2 separate regions of the Homo sapiens genome follow, and region 1 is linked to region 2. The links are chromatin loops, found by intact Hi-C in ENCODE. Cell type or tissue: B cell. All regions are shown on one strand. Each heading gives the region's core, and the rest is flanking DNA. Links, peaks and the distances in the headings are about the cores only. Region 1 has its middle 240 kb from the start of FAM76B. Region 2 has its middle 260 kb from the start of SESN3.

Evidence for each region. Peaks named below come from ENCODE experiments on the same cell type or tissue, not always from the same donor. Only the 100,000 strongest peaks of a DNase experiment are listed, where the experiment ranks them.
Region 1: it touches region 2 in a loop (1.9-fold over the local background); 2 of 110 quality-filtered maps call a loop at or near these places.

The regions. Positions count from the first base shown.
Region 1 is chr11:95,542,779-95,548,163 of GRCh38, forward strand. No RefSeq gene overlaps it. Among named protein-coding and RNA genes, the nearest start is that of FAM76B, 240 kb to the right of the region's middle. RefSeq lists an enhancer at 107-401. In B cell, for the core only: no CTCF peak of the experiment used is centred there; no DNase peak of the experiment used is centred there.
Region 2 is chr11:95,484,949-95,490,333 of GRCh38, forward strand. No RefSeq gene overlaps it. Among named protein-coding and RNA genes, the nearest start is that of SESN3, 260 kb to the left of the region's middle. In B cell, for the core only: no CTCF peak of the experiment used is centred there; a DNase peak (open chromatin) is centred at 2,683.

The sequences.
Region 1 (5,385 bases), core at 212-5,211, 58 kb after region 2:
TTGATGGCATTCAAACAGCCATGAAATCATGCTCAGTTTGAGTAGGGCAGGACAGGCTAAGAGCTGGTACCTGAGGAGCAACACTGAGCCAGCGAGGAACTGGTGTTTGTGCTTAATAACCCAGCTTTCTCTCCCCTCAGTGGGACAATTCTAACTTATGTTCTTGTGGCTGCTATGAAAATACAGCCCTCATATCTCCACCCCTGCATCTGCTTTGCAATGACAGAGTCTCCCAGATGGCTGTTCTGCTGTGCGGAGATTATGTCTGTGGGTCAGATATTCCATAAGCCCTGGCTAGTGGTGCTATCTGAGGTTCTGTGGGCTGGAAAGGCAAATCCATACCTGGAATATGTATCTGTCCCTGTGAGGGCAAAGCACTGGCCTTTTCAGAATAGAAGGCTCCAATATAGTTGTCTTACACTGAGATGGTCTCTTGGAGCAGTAGGGATATATCAGAGACTCAGCCTTGCTCACTGTTGCTTGCAGGTTGGATATGCAGAGGCAGAAGGAGCTAGTGGTTTGGTAAGTGAGTGTCACTTGTTGGGCCCACATGTAACTTTGTGCCACTGGCCACTCCATTCATGTGTACAAAGTGTCAGTTCTGGAGGGACTGATAGCAAAGGCTGGCTTATGTCAATTAGCTGAGTCATTTTGTCTACTGGGTATTCTGCATGTCTTCCATGGAGGATGCTTTCTGGCAGATGTTTACATATAAAGCAAAATCTTTACACTTCATGCCCACTGCATACATCCACCCACAGTCTGTACCCCAGACCTCTTTGTCCTTAGTTTTCAGCCCTTTTCATTCCAGGCCCCTGACCAGACATCAAAGCCATTGACCATGAACTAAGAACCTGCATGCGTTTTCACCTCAGGCCACTTCTCCTTCCACACAGAGTGGATGGCCAGATGCATTGCTCACAGCTTCACCCATTGAGAAGATTGTCCCCTTCTCCACCGTCTTTCAAGACCACCCTTGAATGTGGCTATAATGCAGCTGCTTGTACTCATGTACCAACCTGCCGTGAACTAAGCTCGGCCTTATCCCTCCTCTGTCAGCTGGTTTTATGGGGCATTCTTGACCCAATATATGTGAGCTGGTACAACTGAGGCAGTGACATGGGAGTCTGGGCTACCTGCTGAGACAGATAGATACTCAAGCCCACAGATCCTGCTCAGGCTTTATCCTGAACATACCACTTCCATCTTCCAATAAATAAATGCTGTGTTTGTCTGACTTTGTGACTTAGGGAGGTCCAACAGAATTCACCTCATAATGGACAGTTCCACTGCTACGGTCACTTGATGCTCCATACTTAAGTATTCTGTCTTTACCAGGGCAATAGAACAGATGCTGTTTCTCAAAAGGCATCATCCTTTGCTGTAGATGGAAAGGTTGTGATTCTCTCCCCGAAGCTGCCATAAGCTGCATGCTGGGTCTTTTCCCATCACGGGAACCTCCAGCACCACAGAGACTGCTCTATCGTATGGCCAAAATGGTAGGGCTGCTTGCTCAGCAATTTTGGCTTGCTGCACAGCCCCTTTCTGTTCTAGACCTAAAGCTGGCAGCTTCATTAAGTGAACTGGAGTAGTATTGCTAGTTTGTGGAATACTCCAGATTCCAAAGAGGTCTGATAGCTGCTGTATTCCCTTCTTTGTGGTAGAAGACAGATGATGCATTGATTTGCCTTTTACTTTGGAGGTCATGTCCCTTAGCCCTGCACCCCTAAAAACTTCAATGAAGTGACAGTTTTTCTGAATCTTCATAAAGTTCATTACTCATTCTCTGCAGCTCATGTGTCTTAGAAGGCTTCAAGCAAATGAGTCACTTTTGCTTGTCTTGTGTGAATAGCATGAGGTCATCCACATTGTATATTAGTGGTTATCTATGGGATATTCAGATTATACATATCTCTTATGAATATATCATGACACAAGACAGGAGACCTAACATATCCCTGAGGCAAAACCCTGCAACTTCAGCCATATGATCCAACAGATCTTATGAATATTGCTGTCTGTTCTACATGAATGCAAAGTCTTTCTGATCCTCTTTTCTAATTGGAATAGAAAACAGCACATATGTCAAATCGATGGCTACATACCAGGGATTTAAAGGCTTATTAATCTTTTCTAGCTACAACACATGTCTGGCACAGCACCTGCAACTGGGGCTACTACTAGGCTATGCCTTCAGTGAATGGGTTATGCCAGTGAAGTCATTCATTCTCCATGATCCATCTGGTTTCTGCAGGAGCCAGACTAGCATATTAAATGGACACCTGATGATTACCACCACTCCTGCATCCTGCAGCTTTTTAACGGTGGCCCTAACCTCTGCCATGCCACAGAGGATGTAACATTGCTTTTGATTTACTAGCTAGGCCAGGGTCATGGGCAGTTTCATAGGTATCTACTTATACTTCCTCACTGTAATAGCTCTTACCCTACAAGCAAATGACCCAATGTCAGGGTTATTCCAACTGCCCAGTATATCAGTTTTAATTATACACTCTAGGACTGGAGAAACGGCCACTAGGTGGGTTCCTGAACCTATTGAGTCCACTGGGAGCCACATTTTCGCCAGGACTCCATATTACCTGGCTCCCCTAAGCTCCCTTTCTAACACAGGGGCCATAATGTGCTTTAGGTCTTCAGCTAACTATGTTGACTCAGACCCTCTGTCCATTAGTCCTAAAAAAAATCTGGGTACCTCTATTTTCACAGTGTACAGTCATCTAATAATAGCTATAAATCCCTTTGGGAGGAAACTCAAAGAATCATCATAATTTATATCTGCCGTGGCATCCTAGGGCCCTGTCTCCTAGAAAGCTGACCTCCTCTTCAGCAAACGAGCTTCTGATCTGAAAATTGGCTCAGGTCCAGGATCATGACATTTTACTGGGTGACCACCCTCAGTCAGTGTCCTGCTCTTCCGTTAATTTGTTCTTTCTTTCTTTTTCTTTTTGGTCGTAGATGTTTAGCAGCATCTTTGTTGGCTATTCGTCTATCTTGCTCACACGGATGCTAAGCTCTTTTAACCATTTCCACGATTCCTTCTGTGTCAACCTCCTTGCCTGTCATTATGGTAATTGTGGGCTCCTGCCTTCTGGTGGTTGAGTGCTGTACCGGATATTTGTTATCTGGGGACTATATCATTCCCATAGCTATTAAAAACTCGGTGATTACCTCTACTACCATCAGCCTGCAGAGGATAGCCACCACTGAACTTCTCACTCATGCTGGTGGCCTCTCACCTGTGCATGCCTGGCAGCCTTCATGCAAGGTATGTCCTCTGGACCCTCCTGTGAAGCATACTCTTCTAGTGCATCTTCTGGTCTTACAGAATATATCCATGTCAGGATTCTCACTTTCCTCAACCTCTTTGTTTCTTCCTCTGTGCTCTTTCAGGGCAACTTAGGCACTTCTGCTTCATTCAACATTAGCTATCACTTTTTCTGAGCTTCTAAGAGCCACCCTAGCAGCAAGTTTATCCCATTCTCTGGGGTTCTTTCTGGGATGTTAAAGCCTATGTCCAAAGAAAGTGCCCCCATATGAATGAATTCTTGTTTATGCAGTTTTACAGCTCTCTTGATCAAGTACTCTCAAAATTCAATCTCAATGATACTGCATTTGCTTCTGCTGGCACGTGCTAGCTAATTCATGAAAATTCCTAGGTAGAGAGTTTCTGTCCATCTGTTTCAGGCTCAGCATACTCCCTATTGGGTTATGGTGGCTTTTAACCCTAGTTATCTGCCTGACAGCCAGCATAAGAGACTGGGGAAGCTCCTGAGGAGGGCATTTGCTGCCTTGCCGAAAAGAGGCCTCTGCAGTGTCTTCCACTGCATTGAAATGCTAGCTCTTGCTAGGTATGAATGAACCACCTCTGCAGGCTCTGAGGATATGCAGAGGTCTGCAGAACCCATGCCCTCAAAACCTTCATTCAGATGTCCCTATCCCATGTTTCAGTGTCCCAAAGTTCTCCTAACCAGGATCGTAACTTTAAAACAACAGATCTTCCTTAACTTAGCATTCATATGTCCTTTGATCCCTGTAACTCTATCAGAACTTCAGTCTGTTCAGCTGTGTGTGCTTTCTACTGCTAAAGATGAGTGATTCTTTGTAAGCTACCAAAAAGGCTTTCTGGTTCTCACATTTAGCCTTTTACTACTTGTCAATAACCTTCTGTTTTTCATGCTCTTTGAGGTATCAGTATAATTTAGCAGTCTCCAGCCAACTCCACTGTCATTGCAGGCATTTTTCCCCAGATCTTTCAAATACCTGAATGGTTGCACCCACAGTGGTGACCTCTTCCACTAGGACATTTTTCCATGTCACCATTGGTGACATTGTTAGTAAATGAGCTGCCACTTTGTGCCTGGGACTACCCAGGCCCCAGTTACCATTCAGGATGGCATCCTCTTTGTCCAGTGAGTATGAGTATGCCAGTCCTGAGGCCTCATTTTACTGTCTGTCTTCTTGGACAGCTTTCAGTACCACTGTGTTCATTTAGATTATTTAGGAAGTAGACGATAACATGGGATTACATTTGTAAGAGACTTGTTGTGGGAAATGCCCCTGAGGGAAAAGGCTGCATTCATGCTGAAGTCACAGTTCACACACATTAGCTCCTAGCCAATGACTAAAAGCAGCTAGAACACTGAAGCAAAGCCCGTTTCTGAGAGATGTGGATCTCCTCTGGCAGATGGCTTTGGCCCCATGCTTCTTATTGGCTGGACTGAACTTTTCTTAGAACTGCACTGTAGTCTGAGAGTCATCCTGTGTGATCCTCTTTACTTCTCCTTGTCTTTCACAGGGGACACCTCCATTGTGGTCTGATCGCTCTCCCCACCTCCACCCGCTACATTTCTTTTCCGCCTCAGAGGCATTTGTTCTACCAAATCTCTTGCACATCTGATGCTGTCTTGGAGCCTGTTTCTTGCAGGACCCAGCTAACACATAGTCTCTCAGATGAACCCTGATAGGTTTGTCTCACTTGCCCTAATGGTGACTTGATTATTAACACATACTTTATTAACATTTCTGTCTCCACTGCTTAACTTTCCAACTGTCTTACATGTTTCCCAGGACCTCCTTCCAAATAAAATACTGGCACCCAAATGCTTGTCTCAGAGGCAGATTTTAGAGAAACCCAGACAAAGACAATCTCTCCCTTAAAGATAGCTACTTAAAGAGAACAAGAACAAGTAATTTCTGCAAATGGTTATTTGTTAAAATCTTTTTTATTTTAGTGGATTTTTTTCTTCTTTGTGCTTCTTTTAGAGTTATGATAAGTTATTATTGGATGTCATTTAAGGTGACATCCTTAAATCTTCTGCCTTCTAGCAAGTTCAAACAGAGACATAACCCCCCTACCTTTTAAAA
Region 2 (5,385 bases), core at 166-5,165:
GTGTCTTAAGTTACTTCAGTCGTTGAGCAGTTGAGTTGGGATTGAAACTCAGGTATTTCCAGCTATGAACCTGTGCTCCAGACCACTCTCCAGCATTTCTCACCTGTCTCAAGGTCATGTGGAATTCTAGTTTAAATGGATAACTGGGCCCATGTCTAGGGCCTTGGTGTGGCAGCATTATTACCACCTGGGAACTTGTCAGAAATGAAGCATCCCAGGCTTCACCCCACATCCACTGAATCAGAATTTGCATTTTAACAAGTTCCCCAGGCAGTTTGTATATACATTAAGCTCTCGGAAGCACTTTTTTATGTTGTTTTCATCTTCTCTGTCCAGATACCTTTCAAATATAACCATTTGGTATAAAGGCATTAGTTAACTCATTGAGATAATCTCACAGCTTTGAGGAAGGATTAGCTAATGCAAAATTTATTCATTTCTTTCTCTGACTGGACTGACAGTATATGATATTAAAACAACTGGTTGAAAAGTGCACAATTCAGGCAAGCCAATTATCTTGTACCATAGTTGTCCAAAAAGACTCTTTTAAGAAAAAGTCTACATTTCCAAATAAAGCACATAATTCACAGTAGTTGTGTGAATAGCAACAACCAGCATCTTTCTTAAAGAATAGGCCAGAGGATGACTCCATGCCTGTCATGCCTTTTCCCACTGTAAGGTTAACCCAGCATGAAGTCAGACTTGCATCAACTGGTTGTAGCTTGTTTGCCTAAGGAGGCAATTCCAGAATAGATCATATTCATGAGACTCTGTGTCTCCAAGGATTCCAGAAATGTTAACTTTGAATTACTTCTTTACAAAACCCAGAACAAAAAGCTGTGGATTGGTAAGTGTCTGAAGAATTTGTGGTAATTGTGGTAGAAGTCATTTTTTTCATTGTTCCGGGCATTTGGGACTCTATGACCTGACCACATTGTGAGGGAAAACTTCAGTTAATTTGCTCCTAAGATGACAATCCATGTGAAATCTAAGGTACATGCTTTGCAAAAGAGTTCAAAAGTTTGGTTGAAAGCCCATTACTGGATGAGAGGGAAGGAAACCAATTACCCGGGAATGGTAGTGATAATTAAGACAATGTTATGATTCACTAAGAAGAGCCTGGGTTATGAACAATGAACACTGTGGCATATAAATTACCTGACAGAGTTTAATGATGTGTTCTTTCTTATTAATTGCTCCTTTGGTGACATGGTCTATAAAAGTTATTTTTTACAAGAAACAAAAAGAAGTCCACCGTCTCATCTTAGTCTTCTCAAATTTTACACATTGCTAAATTTCATGACCTTGGAGTGTCTTTACCTAACCCAGCATTTATTAGTGTGAACTGCAGTTTGGTTTTATATTTTTGTATGATAATCATGAGACATGATCCCATGTAGAATTTCCATAACTTTAAACAGACTTCTATTAAATAGCATCAGTTGAATTTTATAATTGAGCACCCTGATTATGTTCACTTATTCATGGAAAATGTTCTCATTTTGATATTATCTCTTCTAAATCAAATCCAAAGTAAAACTTATTTTGTCTAGATTCATATATTTTGGGGCATAGGCTGGGTGTACATGCAGCTGTTGAAGCAGACTGTGGAGAGCAGGATATGATCATTTTGGCCACTTTCCCAAACTATCCCAATCACAGAGACTAAATGCCAGATGGAGAGGTGCAGTGGTCACGATGACAGGATCGCAGCTCAGTCAATCAGTGGGCATAACTGACATCCATCCAGCTTTGCCAGCTGGTGGGTGAGAAGAAGTATTAACATTTACAATAATGTTTCCTACATTTCCACAGCTCTGGTCCCCTGCCCCCAACATGTTCACATGGGTAGTCCAGTTCATTTCAGAGGTGCCCATCTCTAGATATTTCTGAGTTTTTTAAGGGGATTTATATGAGTAGCTAGAAAATCCCTTAGTACCCTAAATTGTATAGTCCTGGGAATGTTCACTGTTTCCTCAAGAGCCTTTATGGGAGGAGGAGTAGCCTGCCTTACCTTGAAGCGGAACCACTACTTATAGCATTCGTTCAAGACCTTCTGCTTTGGGAGACTGCCGCCACCCACCCACCGCCCCCCACCCCAAAACCCAACCGCTGGCGTTGCCCACCCATCCACTGCTCCCTCCAACCCCTAGCGTTGCTCTTGTCTATTGTTCACTTGTGTCTGCCCAGAGCCCTGCCTCCTTGTCCCGACACACAATGGTCCATGCAGCTGCCAGCCTCCTCTGAGCCACCTACTCTGGTCCTTCTTCCATCTGGGTGTCTGGTGATCTTTTTTTTTTTTTTCCACCCAATGAAAGAACTGACTTTTCTTTCTCGTGTTCCTCTCTCTCAGGGAACAATCCCAGAGCAGAGACGAATGGGGCACTGGCTGACAAGTTTCTCTTCTATTTAGTAAGTCTTCTCCTTCACAGAGCACAGCCTCATACAGTATTTAAACAACTTGCCCTAACACGTGAGTGCTGAGGGTATCAAAGGATGGACTTTGCTGAGTGAGGCTTGTTCAAGAACTTTCAGAATGCATGGCTTTCTGGTAAAGGTGGAGTAGAGAATTGAACCTCTGAGGCCAGTGTGTGGCTTCCCACTCTCTACTTGTTGAACTGAAGATGACTGAGCCTGCAAGTTAGAGGTTGCCTGACTTCTCTACCCAGTCACAGGTGAAACTAGGAGAGCAGTGAGGCATGGCTTGGGGGAAGCAGAGGAGTGAGGCAACAGCAGCTGAGTCTGAGCTTTGACTCAAAAGAGCCAACAAGTTGCACCGGTATTCATCATTCATTCACTCTGTGAATGTAGTCAGGATAACAATGGCATTTGCATCCCAGCAAGAGATTAAGTTATGAGAAACATGCTCCTCTAGGATGCCATTCTTTTACCCATTCATTCATTCATTTAGCTAGTATTTATTAAATGCCTACCTTGTGTCAGGGACTGTGGGAGTTCAGTCAGGCTGGTGGGAAAAATTTTAAAGATAGTTATAAGAAATAGACACAAACCTTCTTGGAAGGTGGAGGGGTTTGCTTAAACTCCAGTAATAGATCGGCTGAAGGCAGCCTAATCTTTACCTTAAGTAAATAGTTTAAAGTAGGTACAAAGGAATGTAAGGAAGTTTATCTAAATAGCTTGTTTACACATGTGGTCCTAAAACTAACCTTTGATCATTTGCGGGCAGGATGGCTGTCTCGGGGGTCGGGGGTCGGGGAGGGCAACCAGGTTAATTACCCTCTTGTGGTGTAGACTCAAAGCCTTTGTTTTTTAGTGTGTGCTGAATAAGTGCCAGCAGGGCCAGCTAGTTGTGGCTGCAGTTGTGACTCTTTACAGCACCCTCCTTGGTGTCTGTGAGTGGCCCAGACCCTCAGCCAGACAGGCAAAATATCTGCATCAGTGTATGTCTCTCATCCATCGCTGGGTCAGGGTCTGTGGGTAGAACCCCTGCAAGGGACATACATAGTGTGAATATATAGAGTATATATAGATAGATAGATGCTATAGACTGAATGTTTTATCCCCCTCTCTCCCACTAAACCCCCAATACGTATGTCAAAATATAATTCCCTAATGTGACTGTATTTGGAGATGGGATTTTGGAGAGGTAATTAGGTCATAAGAGCTCTGCATAGGATTAGATAATAGGACCAAAACCCTTATAAAAGAGACCCTAGAGAACTCACTTGGTCCCCTTCTGCCATGTAAGGGCACAGCAAAAAGACAGCCATCCCTGAACCATGAAGCAAGCCCTCACTAGACACTGAATCTGCTGGTACCTTGATCTTGGACTTCCCAGACTCCAGAACTATGAGAAGTATATTTCTTTTTTTTTATAAGCCACCAACCTGTGGTATTTTTGCTGTAGCAGCCCAAACATGCCAAAATAGCATACAGTAGACGGACATAGTATACAAAGCAAATACTTTACTTTCTCTGGAGCTGGATATTAAACAAACACACAGATAAATACATTCATACAGATTTTATGATGCTTATGAAGGAAAATAACAGGAGATAGTATAAAAAGGAAGTTAGGGTAGACCTCCCTGATGAACTATGATGCTACCTTATACTTATATAATGTTACTATGAGCTAGGCATACTTATTTCCTCTTGTAATCCTCAAGGAAACCTTATAACATACGTACTATTAATATCTCCGTTTTACAGATGAGGAAACCTACAAAGACGTTAATTAATAAGCCCAAGGTCATACAACCAGTAAATGGTAGACCCTGGACTTGAACCCAGTATTCGAAGCTTAAGAATGAGTAAGATTGAACCAGATGAAGAGTGTGTAGCTTTTCAAACAAAGAGAACAGTATGTGTGAAGGAGGCAGTGACAGCATGGGGCATTTTAGGAGGTGAAGAAGTCCAGTGATTGTAGTGACTGAGAGGACAATCACAAGACAAGAGGTAAACTGGGGCCAGATCATGTAACTTTTTTTCTTGCTTTTAAAAATTATAATTTACATAGAGTCAGAGTCACATTTTTAGTGTATAGCTTTGTGAGCTTCTATATGCCTGTATAGTCATGTAACCACCACTACAATTAAGATATAGAAGAGTATGAGAACCTCAAAAAATCCTTCAGTGTCCCTTTCTTAACAAAACTCCCCTTCACTTCCTCTTACGTGTCTTCTGACCCTATGATTTGGCCTTTACAAAAATGTTATAGAAAAGGGGTATATAATATGTAGCATTTTGAGTTTCCCTTCTTTCACTTGGTACAATGCATTTTTTTGTTTGTTTGTTTTTTGTTTTGTTTGTTTCTTGGATTCAGGGGGTACATGTGCAGGTTTGTTACATGGCTATATTGTGTGATGCTGAGGTTTGAGGTATGGATGGTCCCATCTCCCTGGTAGTGAGCATAGTACCAAATAGGTAGTTTTTATTTATTTTTTTTTTTTGAGACAAAGTCACACTCTGTTGCCCAAGCTGGAGTGTAGTGGCGTGATCTCAGCTTACTGCAACCTCCACCTGCTGGGTTCAAGAGATTCTCCTGCCTCAGCCTCTCGAGTAGCTCTGACTACAGGCATGCGCCACCATGCCTGGCTAATTTTTTTTTTTTTGTATTTTTAGTAGAGACGGGGTTTCGCCATGTTGGCCAGGCTGGTCTTGAACTCCTGACCACGTGATCTCACCACCTCGGCCTCCCAAAGTGCTGGGATTACAGGTGTGAGCCACCACACCCAGCCCCAAGTAGGTAGTTTTTCAATGCATGCTCCTTTCCCTCCCAACTATTGCTCCCATATTTTTGTCCATGTGTATTCAATATTTAGCTCCCACTTATAAATGAGAACATGTGGTACTTGGTTTTCTGTTTCTAAGTTAATTTGCTTAGGATAATGGCCACCAGTTGCATCTACGTTGCTGCAAAGG